7 separate regions of the Mus musculus genome follow, and regions 2, 3, 4, 5, 6 and 7 are each linked to region 1. A link is a loop called in an ENCODE intact Hi-C map of the cell type or tissue named here. Cell type or tissue: left cerebral cortex. All regions are shown on one strand. Region 1 holds the start of Pcdh7 (protocadherin 7). Region 2 overlaps Pcdh7 (protocadherin 7). Region 3 overlaps Pcdh7 (protocadherin 7). Region 4 overlaps Pcdh7 (protocadherin 7). Region 5 overlaps Pcdh7 (protocadherin 7). Region 6 has its middle 240 kb from the start of Gm22536. Region 7 overlaps Pcdh7 (protocadherin 7).

What was found. A loop is a pair of places that touch in the nucleus more often than their neighbours do. Peaks named below come from ENCODE experiments on the same cell type or tissue, not always from the same donor. Only the 100,000 strongest peaks of a DNase experiment are listed, where the experiment ranks them.
Region 2: a loop joins it to region 1, with 2.7 times the contacts of the local background. A loop is called at or near these places in 5 of 42 quality-filtered maps.
Region 3: it touches region 1 in a loop (2.4-fold over the local background); 2 of 42 quality-filtered maps call a loop at or near these places.
Region 4: a loop joins it to region 1, with 2.5 times the contacts of the local background. A loop is called at or near these places in 7 of 42 quality-filtered maps.
Region 5: a loop joins it to region 1, with 4 times the contacts of the local background. A loop is called at or near these places in 2 of 42 quality-filtered maps.
Region 6: it touches region 1 in a loop (3-fold over the local background); 2 of 42 quality-filtered maps call a loop at or near these places.
Region 7: a loop joins it to region 1, with 3 times the contacts of the local background. A loop is called at or near these places in 3 of 42 quality-filtered maps.

Annotation. Positions count from the first base shown.
Region 1 is chr5:57,717,736-57,721,735 of GRCm38, forward strand. It overlaps Pcdh7 (protocadherin 7), which reads left to right and starts at 346. Exons shown (of 3, transcript NM_001122758.2): 1 at 346-4,000. The coding sequence starts at 1,370. It overlaps 4932441J04Rik (RIKEN cDNA 4932441J04 gene), which reads right to left and starts at 184. Exons shown (of 5, transcript NR_015588.2): 1 at 111-184. In left cerebral cortex, a CTCF peak has its summit at 1,986; DNase peaks (open chromatin) are centred at 285, 1,010, 1,323, 1,631 and 5 more places; H3K4me3 peaks cover 4,000 bases; H3K27ac peaks cover 3,738 bases.
Region 2 is chr5:57,868,957-57,872,956 of GRCm38, forward strand. The region is part of intron 1 of Pcdh7 (protocadherin 7); the gene reads left to right. Among named protein-coding and RNA genes, the nearest start is that of Pcdh7, 150 kb to the left of the region's middle. In left cerebral cortex, no CTCF peak of the experiment used is centred here; DNase peaks (open chromatin) are centred at 1,722 and 2,834; H3K27ac peaks cover 351 bases.
Region 3 is chr5:57,839,821-57,843,820 of GRCm38, forward strand. The region is part of intron 1 of Pcdh7 (protocadherin 7); the gene reads left to right. Among named protein-coding and RNA genes, the nearest start is that of Pcdh7, 120 kb to the left of the region's middle. In left cerebral cortex, no CTCF peak of the experiment used is centred here; a DNase peak (open chromatin) is centred at 2,069; H3K27ac peaks cover 286 bases.
Region 4 is chr5:58,086,318-58,090,317 of GRCm38, forward strand. The region is part of intron 2 of Pcdh7 (protocadherin 7); the gene reads left to right. Among named protein-coding and RNA genes, the nearest start is that of Gm22536, 330 kb to the right of the region's middle. In left cerebral cortex, a CTCF peak has its summit at 2,002 (motif pointing right); no DNase peak of the experiment used is centred here.
Region 5 is chr5:58,116,226-58,120,225 of GRCm38, forward strand. All of the region lies in intron 2 of Pcdh7 (protocadherin 7), which reads left to right. Among named protein-coding and RNA genes, the nearest start is that of Gm22536, 300 kb to the right of the region's middle. In left cerebral cortex, no CTCF peak of the experiment used is centred here; a DNase peak (open chromatin) is centred at 1,889.
Region 6 is chr5:58,174,208-58,178,207 of GRCm38, forward strand. No RefSeq gene overlaps it. Among named protein-coding and RNA genes, the nearest start is that of Gm22536, 240 kb to the right of the region's middle. In left cerebral cortex, no CTCF peak of the experiment used is centred here; DNase peaks (open chromatin) are centred at 1,525 and 3,651.
Region 7 is chr5:58,038,055-58,042,054 of GRCm38, forward strand. All of the region lies in intron 2 of Pcdh7 (protocadherin 7), which reads left to right. Among named protein-coding and RNA genes, the nearest start is that of Pcdh7, 320 kb to the left of the region's middle. In left cerebral cortex, a CTCF peak has its summit at 2,019 (motif pointing right); a DNase peak (open chromatin) is centred at 3,445.

The DNA.
Region 1 (4,000 bases):
TGGAAATCCGGACAGAATTGGGCATCTTTGTTAATTGCCGTTAGGAGTGCCCGGTCGTGAGCTTTCACCGGGCCAGTGTCGCGCGGATGCACGGAGCCAGGCTTGCTCACCTTTGAACTGCAAAGGGATCAAGTTCAGCTCGAGTTCCCCGCATTGAGACTGGAAGAAGCTGAGAGACTGTGCTGGAGAGAGTGAGAGAGGGGGGGAAAGGGGAAAGGAGAGGAGGGAGGAGAGAGAAGAGGAGGGAGGAGAGAAAGAGAAGGAGGGAGGGAGGGGAGGGATCGAGAGAGAGCGGGGAGAGAGAGAGAGGCTGCAATCTCCTCCCTGAATCGCGCACAGCGCTGCAGATCCCACTGCTCCAACACGCGGGCCGAATGCAGGTGAGGGAAGGCACGGACTCTGCGGCTGAGAATCCAAACTTGGGCACCGCGCGGTGCGCACGGTTCGGCTCTCGCCCCCGCGGGCGAATGGTTGCTGCGGTTTCAGGCGGCGGCTTCGTGACTAATGACCTTGCGCAGAGTTGTTAAGAAAAAAAGAGAAACCGGAGCTCTTCGGGGTGAGAAGCGACCGACTCTGGGCGTCTCTGAAGATGGCTCGGGCTGCTCTTTGGCGCGCCGGGAGCACCCGGTCGCGGACCGAGCTGTGACGCGAGGCGTCTTTTCGCTGCACCTTGCCCGAAGCGACCTGCCGTGGAATTTTTCATTCAAGATATGTTGAGTGGCTTCCCGGCTGCTTAAGAGGAGTCAGAGTTAAGACTGGCTTGTTGCTCGCCCCAGAGCCTGAAGCAGGAAGCGGTTCAGGTTTGTCTGGACCTCGGGAGCCTAAACAGAGCCTGGGTCTAGAGTGAGTAGCTGGAACGTGAATTGGACTTAACTCGAGTAGCAGTAAGGACTAACGCTGCTGTCAGGCGGGGAAGGCTGCAGGTTTGTTCTAGTCCGCTACCAGGCTCCGCCGCCCTCTTGCAGAAGCGGTTCCGGCCCCTTCCCAGGGCTTGGAGACTGGATCTCAGTATCTTCCCACTGCGGGGATGACTTTGTGGGGGCACCGAGCCCGTGGCGCGCAGTGTCCCGTGAACTGTGAGTACTGCGAGTAAACGGTGGCCGGCGAGCGGGCGATTAGCACCCATTGCATGAATTATGAAACAATAACTTTCGGAAGAAGCAGGAGGAGAAAAAAAGAAGCATCTCTAGCTGCCCCCCTCCCATCGGCCGACTCTACGCGCTACTCTGGCCCCCTCCCTCCCCTCCCTCTCGTTTCTTCCTTTCCCGGAGAGGAGGACCGAGGGGAGGGCAGGCGGCCAGCCCCGGAGGAGGGGGGTGCCGAGGGGGGTTGTGGTTAGAAGGAGCAGTAGCAGCAGCAGCAAGAGAAGATGCTGAGGATGCGGACCACGGGATGGGCGCGCGGCTGGTGCTTGGGCTGTTGTCTCCTTCTGCCGCTCTGCTTCAGCCTGGCCGCCGCCAAGCAGCTGCTCCGGTACCGGCTGGCCGAGGAGGGCCCCGCCGACGTGCGGATCGGCAATGTGGCCTCGGACCTGGGCATCGTGACCGGCTCCGGCGAGGTGACTTTCAGCCTTGAGTCTGGTTCTGAGTATCTGAAGATTGACAACCTCACCGGCGAGCTGAGCACCAGTGAGCGGCGCATCGACCGAGAAAAGCTGCCCCAATGTCAGATGATCTTCGACGAGAACGAATGTTTCCTGGACTTCGAGGTGTCGGTGATAGGGCCCTCACAGAGCTGGGTGGACCTGTTTGAGGGTCGGGTCATCGTGCTGGACATCAACGATAACACGCCCACCTTCCCGTCGCCGGTGCTCACGCTCACGGTGGAGGAGAACCGGCCTGTAGGCACGCTCTACCTGCTGCCCACGGCCACCGATCGTGACTTTGGTCGCAATGGCATCGAACGCTACGAGCTGCTCCAGGAGCCCGGGGGTGGCGGCGGCAGCGGCGAGGGAAGGCGCTTGGGGCCGGCGGACAGCGCCCCCTACCCAGGGGGCGGCGGGAACAGCGCGAGCGGCGGCGGCTCTGGAGGCTCCAAGCGGCGGCTGGACGCGCCTGAGGGTGGCGGCGGGACGAGTCCTAGTGGCCGAAGCAGTGTGTTTGAGCTTCAGGTGGCAGACACTCCAGACGGCGAGAAACAACCGCAGCTGATCGTGAAGGGGGCGCTGGACCGGGAGCAGAGAGATTCCTATGAGCTGACCCTCCGAGTGCGCGATGGGGGCGACCCACCTCGGTCTTCGCAGGCCATCTTGCGGGTGCTCATCACCGACGTGAATGACAACAGCCCCCGCTTCGAGAAGAGCGTGTATGAGGCTGACCTGGCTGAGAACAGCGCTCCGGGCACCCCCATCCTACAGTTGCGCGCCACCGATTTGGATGTAGGGGTCAATGGACAGATCGAGTATGTATTTGGGGCTGCCACCGAGTCGGTAAGACGGCTACTGCGCCTGGATGAAACGTCGGGCTGGCTCAGTGTCTTACACCGGATCGACCGCGAGGAAGTGAACCAGTTGAGATTCACAGTAATGGCCCGTGACCGCGGGCAGCCCCCCAAGACTGATAAGGCCACCGTAGTCCTCAACATCAAAGACGAGAACGACAACGTTCCCTCCATCGAAATTCGCAAGATAGGGCGCATCCCACTTAAGGACGGGGTGGCCAACGTAGCCGAAGATGTCCTGGTGGACACCCCCATCGCCCTGGTTCAGGTGTCCGACCGTGACCAAGGCGAGAACGGGGTAGTCACCTGTACCGTAGTGGGAGACGTTCCTTTCCAGCTTAAGCCAGCCAGCGACACAGAAGGCGATCAAAACAAGAAAAAGTACTTCCTGCACACATCAGCCCCACTAGACTATGAGACCACCCGGGAGTTCAACGTGGTCATAGTAGCTGTGGACTCTGGCAGTCCCAGCCTCTCCAGCAACAATTCCTTGGTGGTCAAGGTGGGAGACACTAATGACAACCCTCCTGTCTTTGGCCAGTCTGTGGTTGAGGTTTACTTTCCAGAGAACAACATTCCCGGGGAGAGGGTAGCCACAGTGCTGGCGACAGATGCTGACAGCGGGAAGAATGCAGAGATCGCCTATTCACTGGACTCCTCAGTGATGGGGACTTTTGCCATCGATCCCGATTCTGGAGACATCCTGGTCAATACAGTACTGGACCGGGAGCAGACTGACAGGTATGAGTTTAAAGTTAATGCCAAAGACAAAGGCATCCCAGTGCTGCAAGGCAGCACCACGGTGATTGTACAGGTGGCTGATAAAAACGACAACGACCCTAAGTTTATGCAAGATGTCTTTACCTTTTATGTGAAGGAAAACTTACAACCCAACAGCCCTGTGGGGATGGTCACCGTGATGGATGCTGACAAGGGACGGAATGCAGAGATGAGCCTGTACATAGAGGAGAACAGTAACATTTTTTCTATTGAAAATGACACAGGGACCATTTACTCCACAATGTCTTTTGACAGGGAACATCAGACTACGTACACTTTCAGAGTGAAGGCTGTGGATGGGGGAGATCCTCCCAGGTCGGCCACAGCCACAGTCTCTCTCTTTGTGATGGATGAAAATGACAACGCTCCCACAGTTACCCTTCCCAGAAACATTTCCTACACGTTGCTGCCACCTTCAAGTAATGTCAGGACAGTAGTAGCTACAGTGTTAGCGACAGACAGTGATGATGGCATCAATGCGGACTTGAACTACAGCATTGTGGGAGGGAATCCTTTCAAGCTGTTTGAGATTGATTCCACCAGTGGTGTGGTTTCCTTAGTGGGGAAACTCACCCAGAAGCATTATGGCTTGCACAGGCTGGTTGTGCAAGTGAATGACAGTGGCCAGCCTTCCCAGTCCACTACGACTTTGGTGCATGTATTTGTCAATGAAAGTGTTTCCAATGCAACTGTAATTGACTCTCAGATAGTCCGAAGTTTGCATACCCCACTCACCCAGGATATAGCTGGTGACCCAAGCTATGAAATTAGCAAACAGAGA
Region 2 (4,000 bases), 150 kb after region 1:
AGAGAAATCCTTACATGGTAAGCTGCAATAAGACAATCATTTACAGAAGAACAGACTTGGAAAGGCAGAGAAAATCACCCAGAGCCAGTAGAAACAGTTTCTGAATGTGGCCCTCACTTACGAGGGCAGGGTATCTGTGGTTTGCATTCTGTTTTATAGTTTTGTTCTTGATTTTTTTTTCCCCTTACAACACTGACTTGGGCTTCTGTTAGGGGATCAAAAGTGAAATAACGCCACCCTTATGTGTGAAGTAAAACTAGGTTTCATGGGGCACAAACAGAAAAATTCTTCCATACACCTTTGCTGGTTGCTCTGTGGGTAGCATTCGAGATTCTGTTTGTTCAGGGTGATGAGATCAAATTGATATGTCAGCCCAGGCTTCTGTACAGGTCCATGGATCAGAGCTCTCTGTGGCTTCCCTGAAACACAAAGTACAGATTGAGAATTATTGCTGGTTTGAACTCTCAGTGCTGATTTGATTTGGTTGTCCCAGGTGAAATTAGCCTGTGTGTGAAGGTAGAAGTAGGTAGGGGTGAAGGTGAGGGGCCAATTTACTATTTCCCAAAGGCCCCTTCCCAGAAAACTGTTCAAGTTTTAAAGAATATCCTCCAAGCAGAAGGAGAATATGTAAGCTTTATAGTAGGGTTTCTAAGAGTCTGGGACTTTTGTCATGTACTTGAGAGCAACCAATATCAAAATATTGACAAGAAGCCATGGGATGGCCTCTTGTAGCATTGCTTAGAATGGCTTGTGCCCCAGTGTCTTTTGTGCTTTGTCGCTTGGTGTTTGTTGTGATTGTTGTTTGTTTGCTTCCTTTGTTTTTGTTGTTGTTGTTGTTGTTGTTGTTGTTGTTGTTGTTGTTGTGTGTGTGTGTGTGTGTGTGTGTGTGTGTGTGTGTTTTACCCTGAATCACATCATCTAAGGTGTTCACTCTCTGGAGGAAAGGAAAACCGTGGCCTAGAAGTGGGTGAATCCATCGAAGGCCTGCAGAGTGCTGTATTCGAACAGGGTCCCACAGAAGGCTGGGCGAGTCAAGCGAATTCCCGTTTCCTTGTGACAAACTGGAAGACAGGTTGTACAGTGTGAATATGCCAATCGGTTCCTTTTGCATTTATGGATCACCTGAGGGAAACATAGCATTCATTTTATTTCCAGCTTGATTGTGAAACTATGCAAAAAAATGTATATAAACTTTATCAAGGGGTGATGGCACATTTTTGAGTTTGAAATATGCATGATGTTTTTGAAGTTTGTTAAGTGTTTAGGCCTGTTAATCATGCTGGTGTTTCTATACGAGGACATCATAGAATGCGTCCCTGGAAAGGGGTCAAGTTTGAGGACACATTAGTTCTTATTAATAGTTCTTATCAATCATTACATGCCCTGTAGTAACTATCATTTTCACCACTCTTCATCAATCTTATTAGAAATGTATTCTGACAGAAGTAAAAATCCATGCAGTAGTCACTAGGACTCCAATTAATGACACCAGGTGCTATGGATATTTTCCTTGTGATGCTATTATACTTAGCTACGCTTTTCCAAAATTTCAGGCTTTTTTTACACAATCATCCTATTTATCCCTATTATAATGTGATTTTTTTAAGGGGAAGAAGCATGGATTTAGGCTCATTTGCATGTTAGGCTCCTACAAAATGGCACAGCTGAAACTTAAATGGTATGTCAGATTCCACAGCTCAAATTTTAAACATTATGCTGTTGACTCAAGTTTCTGGCTGACTATCCTTGCCTTTTCCTAAGCAGTTATGAGGAAGCATTGCATATTTTCTCATTTAGCTTCTTTGATGATGTTTCTTCAGTGCCTTCCATTTTATGATGTATATTCAAAGATTTCTGTTTGGGTAATAGCAATTCCTAGTGCTTCAGTTTTTTTCCTATTCTTTTTGTGCCTTGTGTGCATTTAAACAATATAACTAAATGATAAACACTCTGATGGGGAACATAATCCATGTTTATGTACGTGTGAGTGATGAAAGCCAGGGTCTAATATGGAGAATTCTTGATCCTAGGAAGAAGCTTGTTGTTTTAAGAAGCAAACAAAAGCAATTTGTTCTTTTACTCAAGAGCATATCCAATGTAAAGCTGTCAAACCCTCCAGTGTTGCAATACATCTGCATAGCCATATGTTGACAGATGTATTTGTCTGTAGCACTGGCACTCAGATGTATAGGATGACTTCTTTGTAAAGATATTTTTCTTTCTGAAACTTTACCTTTAGAAAGAGCTCATGCACAGCAATAAAAACATTAGTAAAATGAAAGCTAATTAAAAACACATAAAACTCAAAAAAAGGAGAAATGTCACTAATCACTTTTTTAGGTAGGTTGGAGAATCACATGAGAATCTTAAATCTCTTTTTGTCATGTAGCATGACAATATGACAAGGTAGAGGGCCAGTTTCTGTTGACAAGAGAACACAGATACAGTAGATGATACTGTGCTGGGCAGACAGTTGTGAAGTGACATTAGAACTTCACGTAAAAAAAATTTGTGAACAGGGTCAAAGGAAAGATGTCCAGACCTTAGCCAATAAATCGAAGCTTAGCGTACATCAACTGGAAAAAAATAATTAGGCTGAATAACATTATTACAAATAAAAGAAAGGAGAAACACTGAATGTCTTATTTGGGAGCTTTTATATTTGGCATCTCATCTTTCTTTATTCAAGACAAGAAAATGTTCCTCCTTATCATACATGGTTTCTATGGAGGTGTATTTTTAAAGCCTATCTTGACAAAGACTGTTCTCTCCATGTGTTATTCCATTGAGGAAGAACAAAAATAGCTTTGGTTGATTTCCCTATTGCACCTACATGAAGATCACACTTTGGCGTCATTTGGAAGCTATTGTCTGAGGAAGGAAGAGCTGTGAGGTGACTCATTTATACTCCCCTGTCACCTAATGATATACTTCAAGCACAGTCTTGGTTGGGCATTGACTAACCCTTTAACAGACTTTTCTGATTTAGGTGCTCCAAGTACATCTTGTTACCAGGCTGTGTACTTCATGGCAATTGTAAGCATTTTCTATGTAACCAAATCTGAGTGTCTTCTCACTCTATTTTTTCCTCTTCCTACTTCCACTTGGATATCAGTTATTATTTCCTTCATCTTTTGTCTTTTCTTTTCTTTTCTTTTCTTTTCTTTTCTTTTCTTTTCTTTTCTTTTTTTTTTTGAGACTGGGTTTCTCCTTGTAGCCCTGGCTTCCTGGAACTCATTCTGTAGACCAGGCTGGCCTTGAACTCAGAAATCAACCTGCCTCTGCCTCCCAAGTGCTGGCATTAAAGGCGTGTGCCACCATCACCCGGCCATCTTTTGTGTTTTATTTAGCTCTTACTCAGGAATTTTTCTGTTATCAAATATTGCTTATATTTCAGTAAATGTGTGGGGGAGGTTCCTTCATTTAAAAATATTTATAAAAATTAATTTAAAAAAATTATTTATGGTTACTTTATACTGCAACACCCATGGTGATTTTAAGTCTTAGGAATAGGTGAGAAATTTGAATTTGTGGGTGTAGTTAATATAATTTAGTCAATGGTGGTAGATATAACATACCCACATTCCAGAGGATTAACTCAGTAGTTTATTTTTATCTCGTGAAGACCAGCTGGCAAAGGTAGGAAGGATCATATGTTTTGGGTTTTGCTTCATGCAGTTTTTCTACTGTTCAGACTCTGTTGATCTTGTAATGCCATTACACACAAGACCTACTACTATATCCTCAAATCTAACCTGCAGAAGACATACCATCACATATTTCTCTGACCACCTTGCTACTATAATATTGGATTGATAAATACTCATCCCCGTGTTGTGACAAAAATCTAGCAAAAACAAGGAACCATAGTGTCTGGCAGGACAACTACTTTTTAATTATAAGTCTACAAATACTAATAAACCCAATTGACTTGATGGTCATCTGTCCTCTTAGGGACATTGTTCAAAATAACTAGCTTAGTGTTCTTCTCTGTCTCCAC
Region 3 (4,000 bases), 120 kb after region 1:
TGTACAAAACAGTCCATAGTTACAAACATATGATCATCTAACACTAGTGGGGCTTTGTAAGAAAAAATATCACGATCACTTTCCTTTCTCTGTTTATTAGCTTTCTTTCCTTTTGGCTTTTCTTTGTCACATTTTCGATATTTCTGTTTTTTTTTTTTTCCTCTCCTTTCATTCTAACATTTTGGGTATTTGTTTTTAGGTAGTGACATATTACTGGATGTCGACCTGAGAAATCATATAAGAATGAAACAGTAGTATAAAGGAGTCTCTGAAATTAAAATAGATATTACCAATGACTACATATGACATATTTGATATAATTATATATAATCCTATATGGCATATTATATTAGTGCATATAAAATTACATATTATTACAGATAGGATTTTACACATGGTAACTGTTATGTCCTATATGGTATTTATACTTATTCAATCGATTACAAGCTAATGATAATTGCTAAATATTTTGTGACTACATTGTCATATTCATTAGCAGAAGATGATACAACATAAAGAAAGGAGAAGGGAGCTTACAGTCTAGCTAACTTAAGCCAAGTGCACAGACCTCAAGCTTCATTCTTCATGTGTAAAATGGGAGTGTTTATAGTTTGCGCACATGTTGTCTGTAAGTCAAAAAATGCTTAATGCCTATAGTGAAGTCTAGCTCAAAGAAACTAATACACATCATTTCAAATCGTGCTAATAGATAAGTATGTAGTAATCTTTTTGCCCATCCATTAGATGGTATAGTCCTAGGGAGCTTTTATTTTTTAATGTCTTTTGCCATAGAAACTGGTGAGGAAAGGTAATATTTACTCAAGGTCATCTACTAAGTTATTCTTTGTCATTAGGGCTACAAGGTTTTGACTTTGCTGTCTTATTTCAGTGCATTAGGCCACAAAGTCATCAAAACAAAACAGAGGAGAGTACAAAGAGCATCATCAAAGGCAAAAGTAATAAAATCAAAGGATCCTGGAGCAGTGTGGTACTAAAAGCCCTCTGCTATCTTAGTCCACATTCTCAGACCTCTTGAAATGTTATTTGTAAAGCTTTAAAAGGCTTGACTGGAAACCTTCATGCCTTTTTAAAGACACAGCGTATCTCTTGCTGACTCATGGATGCTGAATTAGCAATTGTAATATAGATTTTTGAATATCCATCAGAAAAAATGCCAATACTTTTTGCATTGCCAAAGCCTTTAGGCATTTGCTGTTGAAAAAAGCAGTACTATGACTAGCTAAGCAGATAGCAGTTGCTATAGCAGTGATGGAGGGGAGCAGAGAAGAGAGATGGAGAAAGGAGGAGGGAAGACAGTGACAGGGAGACAGAGACAAAGGGAGACAGAGGAAGACAGAGACAGAGAGACAGAAAGAACACCTCGGAAAGAATAAGTATACTTAAAAATGGTTTGAAACGGTCAACTGATGGTAAATACAGGTATGCATTTCCGATTTCAGTGTGTGTGTGCGCATATATATATACAATATATATCTATTTCTTTGCCAGCCTATCAGGATTTCCCTGGCAGAATCAGGTAGGGATATAAAAAAGAAATGCCAGTCCGAGCATTTCCACTTGACTTTGGGGTCTTGTTTCTGCACTGCTCTGGGAGAAGACCATATTCTTCCTACTGTTTCTTTCCCGTGGGCTTGGTATGCCAGTGCAGTAACCTTAAACTTGCTTCTCTAAGTGGCTGAGCTCATCTTTTCTTCCTTCATGTGGTTTGTGGGATTTTTTTTTCTTCTGTGTTTCCCTTCACTCTCTTACCATGTAGCTTGGCTACGCTCACCATACTTCCGTTATTGTGTTATCCATAAAAAAAGAGGCAATAAATATTTAAAGCATAAAGCATTATCCTGCCCATTGTGAGGGCAGATATTTTTAAGTGAGCAATAATGAGAGGGGAAAAATGGATTTCTCCAAGCATTCTAAAGGTCTAAGCAAGCAGGGAGCAATTTGTAAGTTACAGGATCCTACTTGTCCTATTTCTGTGGAGTAAAGCCAACTTTTTTTTTCCTTGGTAGATATTTTAAGAGATGGCAAGACAGGGAAAGAAACCAAATGCATCACAAAAGCCTCCAGTGTAGCCCCAGCCATCTGCATACAGTTCACAGGACTCTTCTGTTTATTTATGAGTTGTGGAATGTGTAAAGCCAACTCCTAGCTGTAAAAGGACATACAGTTGCTCTCATGTTATTTCTTGGCCCTCCCCCCTTTTGCGTTCACTGCAGAGGCAGTGATTTTATTTCTCTTGTACAGGGATCCAGTGCCATGCAAGAGAATCCCCCATTTGAGGATATTGAAATCTCTGTGCTTGAACATTTGAAATGATAACTAAAAATTACACTGAAGGGATGAATGAAAAGATTTACATAAATGCAGTGGATCTTGATGTACATATATTGAAATATTGCACCTGTCAAGAATACTTTAGAATAGTTCTAATGTCCTCTGTAAAAGCAACAGAATTAAATTGAAGACAGAAACATTAATTTTTCTAGCTTAACTTGGCACTTTCGATATAATAATCTTAGATCGTGACAGACACAAAGAAAGAAAATGAAGGAAGCAGTATATTTTTACCTTAAGACCTCACAATGGGTTCCTAGGAAGATATTTTTTTTCCAAGATGTTTGTCTAAGGAAAATGATTGCAAATGTAATCTCAGTGTAACAAGTTCAAGGAGGTAAATTGTTTCTATGTTATAGAATTAAATGTTTATGCCATTGTTCATCTGTAGCTCTATGTCCTTTCTGATTAAAAAGGACATTATGTCATGCAGCCCCGGAACTTTCTTGATATGGTATTTTAGTTTAATCTTTCCAAAATTTCACCCTCTAGACATTCTATGATAGTTGTTTTGCTCATTTGATTTTGTGATCTCGTTGAAACATTTTCAGCCTTAAGCAGTACGCACAAATAGATAGAAAGCGTTGGTAGCTTGAATTTTTGACCTCTAAATGCAGGCTTGCAATTGCCCACTTGGAATATATGAAATAGTACTTCTTCTAAAAAATATGAGGAAGGAATCTATGGCAGGGTGTTCCAGCACAGGATTGTCTTACCGCAGATTCTCTGTATCCCCCTATGTTTTGCAGAACACAATCATCTTCTAGATATACATTCCATAGTTAGAAATTGATTGTTGTCACCCAAAAACGCCATGGCGAATTCTGTTTCTTTAAATAACAGATGAGTTATCTCTCTGACTATCAGTTTATGATCCTCACTTCTAGAGAAGTACTCAGACATTAACATACTTCTTTTAGGGGTATAGAGTCTGAAGCCACAGTTTCAATGTTTCTGTGGGAGAAAAAGCAAGGACATGGGGCATATTGTTGAGTGTAAAGATGAGGATATGGAAAATGCTAGCTAAGGATCAAAATTTCTGCTGTCTGTTGCCTCTAATTTGGAAATTATTTTAACTCTCCTTAATATAGTAGAAAGAGGAATGACTTTATTAGAAATACTGGTCTAATTACTTTCAGTAATTTATATGTAGTCTGTGTAGTGGGTAACATACTCAGAAACAACATGCCTCTAAGAACAACACCACCAACAAAATCATTGAATACACACACACACACACACACACACACACACACACACACATACACACACACACAGAGAGAGAGAGAGAGAGAGAGAGAGAGAGGGAGAGAGAGAGAGAGAGAGAGACAGAGACAGAGAGACAGAGACAGAGAGACAGAGAGACAGAGAGACAGAGAGAGAGAGAAAAGAGAGAGAGAACTACAATATAGTAAGATAAACCCCAAGATGTCTGATTTTCCTTTGCTCTAGTCATCATATACTTACATGGCAACACATATTTTCCATACTGATTGAAGGGACAGATAAATAAAGGCTATACACAGTGACCTAGTGACCTCAATTATAGAAAGAGCTTTGTAGACAAAGAAGCATGGAAGACTCATCCTGACAGGTCTACATTGCTGTAGGCTCCAGCTTGTGTTTCATAGTGTGCACTGACAGGTGT
Region 4 (4,000 bases), 370 kb after region 1:
TGCCCTGTGTGATAGCCAAAAGGCGAAATATATTTTTGAATCCATCTTGTTAAATAGGATACACAATAGACCTTGCTATAGAAAATGACTTAAAGACTTCTTTCTGTTTCTGGGTGCTCATCAAAAACATACCCTCCAAGACCATCTTGATGTGGCTAGGTGGAAAAAGAACTTTGAATTTCCTTAGCAACAGGGGAACTTCATTTATCTGTTAGAGGTTTATTTGGAAGGTATAGAAATCATACTGCAAGTTAGAGTAAAATCTCTCCATGTATGTTATACAATATTACATGCTATACATACATTAGTTGAAGAAAAATCTTTTAACTTAAAACTCAGTAAGATTTTTTAAAGAGACTCCACTATACACATTATTACCCTATGGTATGCCATGTTCGTTCTCTCCTATAACTAACTCGTTGTCACTGTGAGCATAGTAAAGTTATAATTACTAATTATTTAAAGGATAACAATATAAGACAAAACAAACTAAGTAATATCATATGTGAGAAAGCATGAAATTAACAAAATAAGCTAATTCAATATAATAAAGGAACTAGTGTATGTCAGTTAGGTCATTCATGTTAGCCTACGAGTTCAGCTGATAACTGTGATCTGTAGGTGATATTTTACCTTCCATCCTTGCGTACGATTCATGGTAGACATGTTTTCATAAGACATGCACTGCAAGTTCATTTTCATCTCTGTGTTTGGGGACGTCTCTTCAACTGTCACATTCTAAAACAGTGATGATTCTTGTCTACTAGTGTCCCAAGCAGTACTTGAATTAATGCATGTGGAAAGAATTCTGGAAATTAGCATTGAAAAAGGGTGAATGTTCCACATATCAGAAGTACCCAGGGAGCTGAAGGGGTTTGCAGCCCCCTAGGAGGAACAACAATATGAACTAACCAGTACCCCCCAGAGCTCCCTGGGACTAAACCACCAATCAAAGAAACACACATGGTGGGACTCATGTCTCTAGCTTCATATGTAGCAGGGAATGGACTGTCTTTCACCCAGATATTACATAAGAACATGTAAAAACAAATCAATGAAGAGCTACATCACATATGTTGCCTGTCATAAAGGCTGAAAAAAATCTTCACAATGGATTTTGAGTTGAGATGTGTATTTTGTTGCTAAAAAATTGTTTTGGTTTATCCTGCAGAATCACAGACAGGTCCTACTGAGATAACAGGAAGCATTTCTGATAAACAGAAGCAAATCAGCAAGGCACACACATCCAGCCGGGGGACTGGGAGCAGTTTCACAGCATCTGTTAGAGGCAAATGGAACTTGGGAGAGCTTTAGCAAAAATCCTGCCCTGCATTCAGATACCACTGATAATGAACACATAACAAAAAATGGACGGTTCAGCTGAAGGCTGCTACTGGAAAACACTGCCTGCAGCCAAAGAACATCTCCCTTTTAATCCTTAAAAGCATCCAAGTTGAGCCCAGTGATTCATTTGACCAAAACAGCTTGCTTCAGGGATCCATTATTTGGAAGTTAGTATCAAATACCAATTTATCATACAACTTCTCTGCTATGTGCAAAGATAAGATCCTTGGGTTGAAGTACTGATGGCCAAACTGGTCATTCCAAACAAAAAGGTATAGCATCAAGGTAACAAAATAAAACAGTACACGCATTTATCTTTGCAGAGACAAAAGACCCTGACCTATAGGGAAGGTACAAATGTTAGAGAACAAACTGAATTATAGACTTGTATAATAGTTTATGATTTGCTCATGGTGGCAACTGTGGCTTTAGATATCTCTGATGCTATTTTTCTTTTTTTATTTTAGGCTATTAGTTGTGTTTATAGAAATTAGTCCCATGGTGGCATTTACACCTAGGGTAAATTATATTCCTTTGGTCTAGTGAGTCCCTGTGTGCCACCTTCACTTTCACCCTGAAGTATAAAACAGGAGTATGATTAATGGTGAGGGACCCAAATGGATCAAAGGAGCTCAATGGGTCCACCCACTAGGGGGCTATGTAGCATTTCTCTACTACTGAGAGTCTGTTCACAGCTACAGAGCTGTTCTCTGCAGCAACTTTAAAGAGCTTCTTAGGGTACAACTGTACTCATTTTATCTTACAAAATAACTTATGGAAATGGTTTTGTATATAGGTTTTTTTGTTTGTTTGTTTGTTTTGCCTTAATGAATCACTATATCATTGACTACTGCTATAAATGTTTTTTTTTCTTGGTTTTTGTTTTTGGTTTTTGTTTGTTTGTTTGTTTTTCATAGATATTGTCTCCATCTCTTGCTGTTATAACAAAGTACCGGAAACTTGTTACAGTAGTGAAGAGAAACACTTTAGTTCACAGTTCGAAAGGCTAACTGATGGAGGCAGAGTCTTGCTATGTCTTTCCAGAGTGAGATGAAGAAAGTCTGTCCACAGACTGGACAGAAGGTGTTCTTTCATTAGGTCAGGAGGCCAGATCCCTCGTGGCTCCCTCACCCCTTAAACATCTCACTGCTTTACACTTGTCTCATAGGCTGTGTTTCCAACGCACGTACCTGGGAGACAAAACTATTGCAGTATTTATATGAAACTCAAACACTATACCATCTGAAGGGAAAAGAAGCGGGTCCCTGCAGATGGCTGCACACTAGTGTATTAAGCTCTGGAAATGAAATAATCAACCGAGATGCCCCAGAGAGAGAGAGATGATGTCCTTTGTAAACAACTGAACACACTGATACAAAATGCTGATGGGATCTTGCCATATAAAATTCAGAAATTATTTTGTTGAACTTGTAGGCTGATTTGCATATCTGATTATTAGATCAATGCATTTTATTCTGATAGATTTTACAAAATAATTATTTCACTCTTGACTATAAATCAACACACTGTTGCTTGATTTTTAAAAAATTGTTCAACAGGAACGTTAAAAATGCTCAAGCATCTTCACAGGGCTGAAGGTAACGTAAAAGCTAGCATATAGGGAAAAAATCTGCCCGACCATATAAACGCCTTAATAAATAATGAAATAACTTATGTGATAGTTGTTCTTTACTTTCCCAATGCTACAACCTTTTAATACAACTTTTAATGTTGTAGTTACCCCCAATCATAAAACTCTTTTTGTTACTATTTCATAACTGTAAGTTTGCTATTGTTCTGAAATATAACAATTGTTATTGTAAATATATGTTTTCCAATGATATTAGGCAACCATTGTGAAAGAAAGGGTCATTCAACTCTTAGGGGTCATGAATCACAGATTGAGATTCAATGTCATAGTGGATTATTTCTAATAATCTGCATCCTGATTCATTTATAATATATGAAGTTTTTTTTTTTTTTTTCTGTTAAGGTGCTTGGGGAGGAATTATTTCTGATCCCCAGAGTAGCTTTAGCTTAGATGCACAAGATAGCCTCTTTCTTAAGTTTTAAGTCACCTATCCAAAATAGAAATGTGATCAAGCTTACATGAAAATACTAGGTTGGGTCACTGACTCTGGAAATAAAGAGGGGGAGGAAGCAATTGAGAGATATAAAAAGCATCTAAATGAGAATTTCCTTTCACCTTGCCTAAAATACTTGGTAAAAGTACACATACTCTCTCAATTAAAGCAAAGCAAATTTAGAATTTCTTTCAGTAGCCTATAATTATGCTACCAAAATTTATAATTTCATATACTTTAATTAAAACTGTATCTAGAGTTTTTAAAAATAAATGATTTCATTGTTGGAAAACATAGATAATAGTTTAGGAATAATCAAATTTGTTGCTCACGACTAAATTGATATATGAAAAAGGATCTTATGCCTTTGTGTGAGAAAAAACAGCAAAGTTACACTTAAATTTATTTCAACTAAATTTTTTATCTGAGAATCATCTTAGTAAGTAAGTAAGTAAGTAAGTAAGTAAGTAAGAAAGTCATCCTAGAAAGTACAGGTCATTGTTTCTTTATTCTTGGTAAGGAAATGTGTTAGTTTTAAACATTTAAAGCTTAGATAGTTGTCAGTGTGTGAA
Region 5 (4,000 bases), 400 kb after region 1:
ACATGACTGAAATCCCCTGGTCATCAGCTTATTTGCAGAATAATGAAGGCTGACAGGTTGAAAGGCAAACCTCGCCAGCGATTTCTATCTGATGGTCTTAAGTACTCAGAGTACAAGCCAATGGTTAATCCAGTGCGTGTGAATTTGTAGTGGGATACTTAAGGGAAACCTTGCAAAGCAGATGCTTTGGTGAGTGTTACATTGTTGCAATCCTTTTAGCTTTCTCCTTTGCTATTGTTGCTCTTCCTTATACAATTGATTTGTTTGACTTGCAAGAGATACATTGGCCAATCTACTAAAACTTATGAAAATGAACTCCTCTGCCTGTCTTCTTTGCTTAAGTGCTGCAGAATAGCCAGGGAAACAAAATCACTGTACACACAGGAAAATCTGTTTACACCATGAAACCTATTTTCTTATGTGAGGCCAACTGCTGGCAAACTCAAAACTGAAAACATTGGCAAAAGCAAAAATGCACACAAACATAAAAAAGACTTAAATAAAAGCATGCACAGCAGATGGTGGAGATGAATAGTTGATTGTCACTGTCTGCTAGCCCCACTGTACAGTCTTTGAATTGTTGCAGTACCACAATTTTGCCATGATTTTCTAGGAAATTCTGTTGACTATTAAACTCTGATTCATGCTTTTCTTAAATCATCTGCAGGAGAGATGACATGCTAATTGCACTCTTGAATTTTTTATACTTATGAGAGTGTTAAGCACAGACAAGTTTTGCCAAAGGAGTCCAAATGTATATAATTTGACATTGTGACGGATTAATACTTAGGCATCAGAAAGGGAGTGCAATTAGACAATTTGAAATGTGACCTCCATTTTACTGTCTAGATGACTTTAAGGAGTCACAGTAAGTTCTCCCTTTCTAAAGACTCTGTAGTTATTTGGCTCACTTAAGTAAATCAAAATTTATCAGTGGACTTCAGTGGGATATGTGAAATCTCATCACAATTACACCTAATGCTAGAAAATTGTAATTAGTATTAGTTACCAATTCAGAATGTCCCAAGATAAGAACTGTATTTACAGTAGACTTTCTAAAATGTTTATAGAGCATGTAAAAAAATGACTCTTGCACTTAGAGTTGTCTGAGTTATTTTTTAATGAAAAAACTAGCCTCTGAAGTACAATTTTAAATAATGGCTAAAAGTAAAATTTCAAATGCAGGTACCATCATGTCCATATTAAAATTGAATTAGATTGTATTAAAAGGCATTTAATGGCAAACAATTTATTTTAAAATATTCAATATTCTAAATATTCTGTTGCATATGGTCTTTCTATTCTCTCTGTCTCTCTTTTTCTGTCTCTTTTGTTTTCTCTCTGTGTCTCTGCCTCTGTCTCTCTGTCTGTCTCTGTCTCTCTGCCTCTCTGTCTCTCTCTGTGTCTCTGTCTCTCTCCCTGTCTGTCTCACTCTAACTCTCTCTCTCTCTCTCTCTCTCTCTCTCTCTCTCTCTCTCTCTCTCTGTGTGTGTGTGTGTGTGTGTGTGTGTGTGTGCATGTGTGTGTGTGATGCAGAGGACAGAACCTAGCTGTGTATAGGGTAATAAAGTATTTTACAACTGAGCTATACACCAAGGCTTGATATTTTAATGCTTTGTAAAAGATGGACATTAGTTAGGAAATGAATAAACAACATACTAATGCCATTCAGTTCTGAAAGGACACAGGATTCATAGAGATGACATTAGTGGATGTGCTTGGTGAGGGGCAAAGGAGAACACAAATGAAGGGAAAGAGATCAAGAGTACAGAGGACGTCATAACCAAGACCCAGTAGGGCCATCTGTGCAGAGTCTGGAATTTATAATGAAGCTATGAAAGAGGTGTTAAAACGTAGAGAGAGTCATACTCTAATTATTGTTCCTAAATGATCCCAAAGTTGCACACGTTCTATAAATGTCACAAGTACTGGGCCACAGTGCCTGCCTCTCTACAGCTTAGAGGCAATGTGAGTTTTATTTTTTTCTAATTTTGAGACTCATGCTACCTAATTTTAGAATAGCTTAGCTATCATTGCTAAGAATCCTACAGACAAATATAACTGAAGTGTTAGGAAAGAGAAGCCTTCAGGTTTACCCTTGAAAAGTTAGTTGCTTGTGTCTTATTGGACAAAATGAAATTGGAAAATGTTGACTGGTCCTTTGAAAATACCATAGCAAAGTTGAAAGTTTTAAGATTTTCAACTAGATACTTGAAATTTAATGTCACATGATTCATGAACTGTGTAATAAGAGTAAGTTTTCCCCCTCTATTTCATCCAGTGAGTAAAATATGAGCAGTCTGTCTTTTCTCTGAGAAATAGTAATATGTACCTAGTGCCTACAGCTGCTATGAAATTTACCAAAAAGTTTGGGTCTTAAAACTTTTAAAATCAGTTTGAATAGAACTAAATAGGTCAAAAACCTTGCACAAATGTTAGAAGGCTGAAATCCATGTTTTTTCTTTCTCTGGAGTCTCAAAGAAATTATTTCCATGTCTTTGTTAGATGCTAGAGCTTTCCCACATGGTGGCTCTGTAGCCCTAACTAGCTCCTCTCTTCAGTGACAACAGTGGCAGGTAGACTCTTTTCCATTTCATTTTATTCTGATATTAGCTTTTCTTCTGCCTCCTACCTTTTCTCAATGCCCCCCTTGTGGTTATAATGAGTGCTTAGATGTTCCACAAATAATTTTGTATCTTTAAGCCTCCCTACTCACAATTTTAAGCTTTTTTTGTTCTTTTTTTTTTTTTTTGCAGGGGTTTGGGGGAGGACCTTGTTTTCCATTCATTATGTTACTTGACCTGCTCATATGTTCCAGGGATTTCCATGTCAGCATGTTTGGATGGTGTAATTCTTCCTACCACAGAAAGACTGCCAGAAGACATGTGTCCTGAAGGTTGCAGTAAACCCACACAGCTTAGCAGGGTGGACTGCAGACATTAGAGTGTGCCCAGAACTGGCTTATTTATTTATTTATTTATTTATTTATTTATTTATTTTGCTCTTTGTAGGCCTCCAGAAGGTCCATCAGTGCTGTTTTAACACTCCCCAAATAAATAGGAAGTAAATAAAAGCAAACATTTCAAAGAGAAACAGCAATCAACAGTGCAAACACATCCAGAGCTGCTTCATTGATTTTCAGCCCTACCTTTCTCTGCTCACTGAGTCTTGTTAGCTGGTCAGCAGAGGTCATTTCCTCCCTTTCCCTTTTATGTCCTGGCTGTGCACGCTGAGCTCTTCAACATTCTTGCTCTTAATCATGATTGCCATTTGCAGTGTCAACTGATCAACCTATTGACCGTAGTTGTGAAGCAGCATCCTGTAGTGTTTTAAAATTCTCCCCATGAACGTTTGTTTTCTCAGGGCCTACCCAAAGTCTCAGAACTCTAATCTCTTCACAGTACTTCTGAACTTGATGCTTACTGGAAACCTTTCTCAGAGGTTTAAGTCTTTGTCTGCCTCTTCAATCAAGACCACTAATGGAATCACTCACAAAGAGCTTGTTTTTACAGGGGAATTTCTAGCCAGAGAAGCTGCTCTGTGTGTTTTGAGAAACAGTCCAATGAGCAACCCAAAAAAGCAAAGAGATTGAGAAGGCACATGAAAAATACTCATGTCAATTATCATAATTTTATAGTTTTTCAAGATCTCTCTATTGAAAAGGAAAATGAATCAATAGCATGGATTTTGCTACTTTAAAAATTCAATTAATTGAATAAGTTCAAATTCCTGGATTTGCCCTTGTCCAAAACTAATCTTACTACATGACAATTCAATTCTTGATGTAACTTAACCTTTATGATGATTTATTTTACACTTCTGCTAAAAGTGTTTGTAGGGGAGGAAAAACAACTATGAGACATCTCTAATGCTTTGCTCACTACTCTTCTACTCAACCCTACACGTAATGCCAAATAAACTTGACTCAGTATTTGACAAAAATCGCACTTTTGCAGTGCCTATATATGTAGTAGAGCTTCATATTGCAGGAGTTGTTGTT
Region 6 (4,000 bases), 460 kb after region 1:
GTATGTTATTAGATTTTAAAATATTACAATAAAACCATGTGCTATGTATCCTAAATGTTTCCGTAGTTCTCCCATTAGATTACATGGTATACATTTCAGACATCATTTTTGCAGTTGGAAATCTGTACATATGCAGTCTGATGGCTGTCAACAGTTTTAAAGCCTTGGATATAGTTCTGGGAGAAGTAAATTGTACTTATGGGAAGCAGGGAATTCATCAAGCAGTTAGAAATGACTGGGCAGAGAGAGCTACAAAGGGAAGAATTCCCTGTGTCTGAGGGTGTGGTGCCCACTATTCAGTTGATCTGAAGCAGAGTGAAAAAGGCTCCTGGCTCCAGGCCCAATCTTTTCAGAGAGAGAAAGAAACAAGGAAATACCACTCTGCTTCAGAGTCAGCCCCAGAGCCCAGTGCATGCCTCTGTCTCCAGCAGAGTCAGCCCCAGAGCCCAGTGCATGCCTCTGTCTCCAGCAGAGTCAGCCCCAGAGCCCAGTGCATGCCTCTGTCTCCAGCAGAGTCAGCCCCAGAGCTCAGTGCATGCCTCTGTCTCCAGCAGAGTCAGCCCCAGAGCCCAGTGCATGCCTCTGTCTCCAGCAGAGTCAGCCCCAGAGCCCAGTGCATGCCTCTGTCTCCAGCAGAGTCAGCCCCAGAGCCCAGTGCATGCCTCTGTCTCCAGCAGAGTCAGCCCCAGAGCCCAGTGCATGCCTCTGTCTCCAGCAGTCTTTTAATTATTTTCCCCAAATCCCACTGAAAACCTAAGCACGAAAAGGAGACTCCCCTAAAAGAAATTCAACAGGATGTCACAGAAAAAAAAAAAAAAAAAACTTTTGGATGTTTCCACAGGCTGAGGAATGGGTGACAGGAAGCTGAAGAGAAAGAAAAGAAAAGGTAGAGGTTGACAGCCTTTGACTTGGGAAAAATACATCCAACTGTGCTTAGTAGTGTGTCTGAGTGTGGACAAACCACTGGGGCCTCTCTGAGTATGGAGAAACCAAATGTATTTGCATCAATTTCCACTGTGTGGGCTGAGGACATGTGCTTTACCACAGTCATCTTCTGATAGGGAAAACAAGAGCAGACTGTAAAGACCAAAACCAATTTTAGTGTTCGTAGAGACTTACTCTGAGTGCCAGAGTCTTCACAGAAAATCAGAGAGAACACAAAATATTTTGAATGATCTAAAAGACAAAAGGCCAGAGCTATCTCTTAGGAAACTTGTACATTGTATTTATTTTTTTTAACATTTAAGTTTTGGCAGTTCCGTACATGTCTACAATGCAATGTGATCACATTCACCCCTCTGTGCCCTCTTTTCTTTGATTCCCCCTGCTGCTGAGCACTCTGTCCCTCCCAGGTGGTTCTTCTACTTGCAGGTTTGCTTTGGAGTATGCAGGTCTTACTCAAGCAGCCATGGCTACAATGACCATGCCAAATGACACTGGTACTTTTTACCATCCTCTAACTCTCAGATTTCTTCAGTCCCCGCTTCCATGATGTTCACTGGGCCTTAGTAAAGGTGACGTCAATGTCCAATTTAGATCTGAGCATGCAAGAGCTACTAATTCTCAGTTCTGAGTTAGCCATCTGTTCACTGAGAAAAATAAGTTTCTCTGAACAAGACTGAGAGAAGCACTGGACTAATGGTATAAATGTAAATACTCAGAAGGCAGTTGTCCATCCTTCTATTTACCATGGCATCTACCGTAAGCTCCTATTAGTCTTGTGACATCTCCAGTGGGAGGATGTTGACTAGGTTTCTCTTAGAGAGGCTTAAATTCTGATAAAAAAGTAATTGGTTACCTCCTGAACAATCATGTTACTATTATGCCTAAAAGGTTACTATTGTAGAATTCAGGGTTCACTGCTGAGTAAGATTTTGATGCTTATTTTCATGTAGCAGTCTGTACTGCCTTTCACCCTCTGAATGCTAGCTAGTGGGAAAAAACTGACAGCTGAATTCCATCTTTAAATATCTACTTTCTAGATCCAAAGCATGTAGTGTCTTAAGCAAGTGTCTCTATTGTTTTAGGAGCTTCTGGTGGCTCCTTGACCAAGAACTCAGAGGGAAATTTTCCTATGCAGAGAAAGAGGATTTTTCATTAAAACAAACAAACAAACAAAAAACTATGACTTCTGGAACAAGCATTAACCATTCATGCAGCTTCAGACTTAAATCATTTCTAAAAGGAGAAAGTACAAACGCAAGTTTAATATTTTGTCATGGAAAAATCTATGATAGCTAGAATTTAAAAAGGGTGCATTCACTGTGGACAGCTAAGCACATGCTAGGGGTTTTCAATAGGCTTGTTAGTGACTATTGCGTTCAGCACATTACAGCAGACTCCTAATGATGCCAAGGTTCAGGTCCTGTAGGGAGCCAGGTAACGGTGTCCTGTTCCATAACCACCCAGCATGCCCCTAACTATGACCTGCTGTGTCCAAAATGCATGCTCTTTGTTACTAAAGGAGCCAGGTGTATATGGATCAGTGAAAATCCATTCTCCTAACACGAAAAATTTCTCAAGGCAGATGGTAGGTCAGTAATGCCACTTTAGTATATATAAAGGACAGCATGTGTTCTCATATTGAAAAGTAAAGTGGAGATTTATCAGATAGCCAATTGTAATTGAATACTTGGGCTAGATTCAACTGAGTTTTAGGCAGTCACCATGAAGGTTGAAGGCAGCTACGGAATTTATGACCATGCTATGATCCTGTTTTCATGATCTTGGTGACTAAAAAGTATTATTCTGTTCTTCTGTGTGAAAATGAAGTATGATAGAAATGGTGATTATCCTAATAATTCATACCCTATGTAATCTGATTAAAAAATACAATAATAAAAGTGATTTTACAAACTATTTTGATTGATATGGGAAAATTATCCAAATCATTTAAAAATATATGATTTGGTTTTTAAGCATCTGATGATAGAATAAAATTAAATGAATAAAAGTTAATAATAATATCTCCCACTTTATTATTATAATTTTTAATTTAAGTTTTCTTCCAAAGAAGGACTCTGAAGTAAACAAAGAAGACTTTTAATATCACACCTAGGATGAAAATAACTGGGAAGTTTAGCCTCTGAATATAAATGTTCATATTTTCCTAATATTTGCTCAGGGTATACATAGTACATTATACAACTAGCTCAATTATCTGCAATATTGATTTCCCACACATACATGTGTTCTATTTACATTATACTCAAATTTTACTAGTATAAATTTATATAGTTGGGTATGCAAAAGGCTATTCCTAATAATACAATGAACAGAAAACTGGATGCTCTCTTACTTGATGCCCATTGCCATAAGAGAAGAGTCAATCCTTGCTTTCACTTAGGTAGATGCTACTGAAGGCACTAAGCAGACTTTAGTCTACTGTGTATCTGAACAGAGCCATTAAAAAAAGTATTTGCTTAAGTTGCTGAATTTTATGTAAACCAAAGCAGATGAGGTTAAAACAGAAATAAACAGTAATTAAATTACCCAGAATTTTCTGGATGAAATAAAACAATTCTTTACAGTTTCTAGGTAATGGCAAAAGTGTTCCTGGCAGGCAAGAAAAGCATAATTAACGGCACAGCGAAGCTTCGCTTTCTGTTCTTTTTGGCAATTGAGTCTACTATGTTGAAAGCTGTTAAGTAGAGTATTTGGGTTTCATATTAATTTGCATTTCACTGCGTTGCTCTTTACTGTTTTGTAGGCAGGAAACAGAGAGGTCTAGGTTCAACACAACAAATTACTGTACAAAATAAGAAATTGCTAGTCAGGCATCTTCTTGTTTCTACTGTGTGTGTCATGCTGTGAGCAAAACGGAAAGGAAAAAAAAAGAGAAAGAAATTTAAAAAAAGAGAGAAGAAAAAAAAAGAAAAAGAAAAAGAAGTGTTGAGTCTTTAGAGGCATTTCAGCACCAGATCCACAGTATCAAAAATAGTCCTCAAACATGGTGGGAGTTATCTAGAAATTCAGCAGTTTGCAAACAAGTGCACTAGGG
Region 7 (4,000 bases), 320 kb after region 1:
AGTAACTTCCAGACTTCGTACAGGAAGAGGCCAGGAGCCATTTGATTTACAAAGTGGACCTCTGAAAGCTTCCACAACTTCTCTCAGATGGTGAAGGTATGAGTGAAGGGGAAAGAGGAGGAATTTGGGTAGGAGCAGAGAATAGAACTATCTGATCTTGAGAGGGCAAAAGGGAAGAAACGTAACAACTTCAAGCAAAGCTCTTGTGTGAAGGTGACACTCTCTGTGACAGAAGATGTCTACATAGTTAAATAAGTCAATAGTAAGTAATAGTTGTGTCTGCTACTACAACAAAAGAATAAGAGGTTTACGAGTGTAGCAGCTGCCACATTTGAGGGTGGCAAGAGTTTCCGCTGCGCAGAGATTCAGTCATTCTCAAGACTGACAAAGTGATAGTCTGTGAATTTTATGCAACTCCATGAAAATAGACACAACTTATGTCTACCTCCATATATGCTTGGTTTTGATATTCCCATAAAAATGACTGTTTTACATAAGTGTTATAGTTCCTGGCTTTTCATATAATGATCTCCTATGAGAATCTGTAAAGCCTGGATTCTGATTTGATATTTTGTTGACTAGTGTTTTTTTTTCTTTCCTCATTCTAGAATGTCAGTGACACCATTTTACCCTTTTATGGATTAAAAAACACATTAATGACAGAAAAATCATAAGACAATAAATTACTACCACCCTTCCATGTCACAGTTATTGCTAACTGCTAAGCAGGAAAGCAAACGAAAGAAGTGAGTATTCGTAGTAGTATAATTTGTTATCTTAAAAAACAATTATAAGAATATGAAGATAATTAACTGGTTATTTTTAGTTAAGTTTGGAAACAGTGCATGGAAAATAACTACGAGATCCACTGGGTTTTGGATCCTTTAGGGAGAATGTGGAAATGTATTTGTGACTTTTCTTTTAGCTGAAACAAATGAACACAGTACGTGGGGTGGAGTTTCGGTCTTCCCACACTTCCCCTCAGCTTGGTGTCTAGGTAGTAATGGTCAGAATGAATTGCCTGAATACTTCCTTTCACTTTTTGTCTATTTTTGCCTTTACGCTTTTCATCATTCTTCTGTGTCCTAGAAGAAATACAACCATAGAGACATTTCAAAAGGCAAACAGTCATGAAGGAATGTGTAAACTCAAGGTACCTTCTGACTGTATCCTGGCTGAGGGGGTGACACAGAACCTACTGTAGCTTTAAGAAAGAAAAGCGATTTGACTCTCTGTTCGATTGATCTGTTAGTTAGCTATTTTATTCCCCAAGGTGTAATCTGTAAATGTCTGACTTTCTGATAAAATTTGTGCTGCTTTCTTGGTGTGTCTCTTTTCTGTTTGGAATATTTGGAGACTAGATCAAAATTTTCAGGGATTATTATTATTATTATTATTATTATTATTATTTATGTGATGGCAAAGCTTCAATAATGGCAGGGTTTAAAAGGGAAGTCCACAGAATCTGTGCCTAGGAGCACACAGGCATGTGCATGTTTTCAGGGCAAACACGAATAAACAGAGGGGCATAGAGGTTCCAGGATGTGGAAATAAGCCAGAAGTCTCACCAAGAAGCCGGGCCATTCCCTGCTTACTTAGGAGACATCACCGTTTGCTAGAGGGGATGACTGCTCTTCCAAATGATGACAGCATTTAGAGGCCTTTGTCAGATTTGGTTTCTGATTTTCTAGTTTCTTACAGATGTCTGATAGTGGCACATTTTTGAATGAAGCCTTCAGTAGCAGGCAGTAATTTACTCTGTGTATCCAATTACTGTAACATACCTGTCTCCTAATTCCCAACACCTGGAGTGTTCCACTTAAACCCTGGTGTTCGACTTCCACAGGCTGCGCTTGAAAGTAACATTAGAAGAATCAGTGTTGCTAGTTCTTTTATAAGATGGGAGGTTTTTTTCTTAAAAATCATAAAAATGAAGCACAGAGATCCTGTGCTACATGAAGGAACATCAGTTTTACCAGAAGGATTTGAGGGGATGCTGGTGTCAGGTTTCAATAGCATCCTCAAGAGGGCACTGTCACCTGTTTTATATACTTTATCACTTCTGTTCTTTTATTAAGACCCCTGAAAATACTTGAAAGGAGATTTTAATCTATTTTCATTGAGAATTTAATGCTTCATCTTTTGTATCTCGCACAGTGCTGTTATCTGCAGCAACCCCTGTCTGTTCATTGTTACCAGCCATGTACTGACTTGTATATCATTATATGAGCTTTACATTACTGACATTCCACAGGTTACCCGAGCTAGGTTAAAGAGTCCAGTCTAGGCTTGTTTCCTAAGCATCTTATAGAAGATAGCCTCTTAATATGGACTTTCAACTTCCCTATTAAAACAAAGCTCATCTCACTTTGCACACTCCCTTTGCACACCCATGCTTGTTTGTGGCATTCCATGGACAACTAGCTTTGGCAGTTAGAGAACTGGAATGTGGACAAAGGGCTTCCCATGCTTGGGTTGCTGTGATGATTATGAGAGTGGTTTTTGTAAAACAGGCTAGCTTCATTCATCTTATGTTTGCAAGTTCCGCCACTGGAGTTGTTTTTATTAACAAGTTTGTAGTTTTTTTACATTAAGAGGTTGTTGAATGCTTGAAAGTTTTTCAAAGTATGTATAGTTCTTTTCATTTAATAGGAAAAGTTTTTAATATATCCACTTAAATATATTTTCTGAATCGTACATGTGAACATGTACCTAGTTTTATTACATTTTGTGCTGATTGCCTTCATTGCACAGATAAGCAGAAATTTCTAAACTATAACAGTATAGACATTTTACAGTGTTACTCTTATGATATTTATTTTCCAGTATAATAAACCATTTCTATTGCAAATAAAATTGAAGAAGGAAGACAAAATTAATCATAGCATCTATTTCCACTGTGCAAAAAAACCTATCCATTATAAATGCAACATAGGGATTTTAACCAACATATGCACTGTTTAATAATTGTTATAAAAGCAAAAGAAGCCAAACAGGTCACTATTGCTACTAAAACATTCTGTAAATAATGATGCTTATTTGTAATTAATTCTGATAAACATAGGTAGTTAAAATTTAATGGTCTTAAGGTAACAAAATAACTTGAAAGGTTTAGGGTTTTTTATATTATTTTTAAATAATATCATTTTCCAAGCTGTTGAACTTTTCTTTTCTTCATGATTTCATAAGGCCAACATAATAAACAATTGGGGGAAAAAAAACCCAGATGAAATGGACTCTAATGTTCTGGAAGATTAGGCTGATGAGTGACTTCATGTGTATTTCTTTTCTCAGCTGTTGTTAAGGATAAATATTCAAAACCAGACATACCCTCTCTATACACTGTGCTATGATGTCATTGCCAGTTTACAAGTTCAAAGTTCATGCTAGTATTCTCAAAACTTGCTCATCATGGCCTCCCTGGCTTTGCTTCTGGCACCAGCCATAGAACATGAACAGCTGCACAGGCTGGACAAACGCTTCCTGTGATGGGAGCTGCTGTCCCAGCCTCCCACTGATTATCTCATTCCTATTGCTCCATAGGCATAGGACAATTGTCATTTTACCCTTCTCTAGATGCATGGTTTAAGCTGTGCTCATTAGTAATGAGAGATAAATACAGAAATGGCAAAGAGAGAGACTATGAAGATAATATGTTAGATTTATTAGGGGGCTGATTTAGTTCCTGAGTTTTTTCCGGAGTTTATCAGTTGTGCACATTGAAACCAATGTGATTTGTAGTGTCCTGATCTTCTTATACTGGCTGTCTCCCATAAGGGCAAAGACAACTATGTCAGACACCTTTACCTGTAATGAAGCCATCTTGATCATTCCTTGTTTGAGGCTACCATTTATTTTAATTGAAACTTACTCAGAGTCAGAAATACTGTCATTTATTAGAAAATGCATTTTGCTTAGGCTTTGCACATAAAAATTAAAAGGTTTCTGTGTATGTGTGTACAGGGCTACTGACTGAATCCAATGAGAATACTTGGCCTGT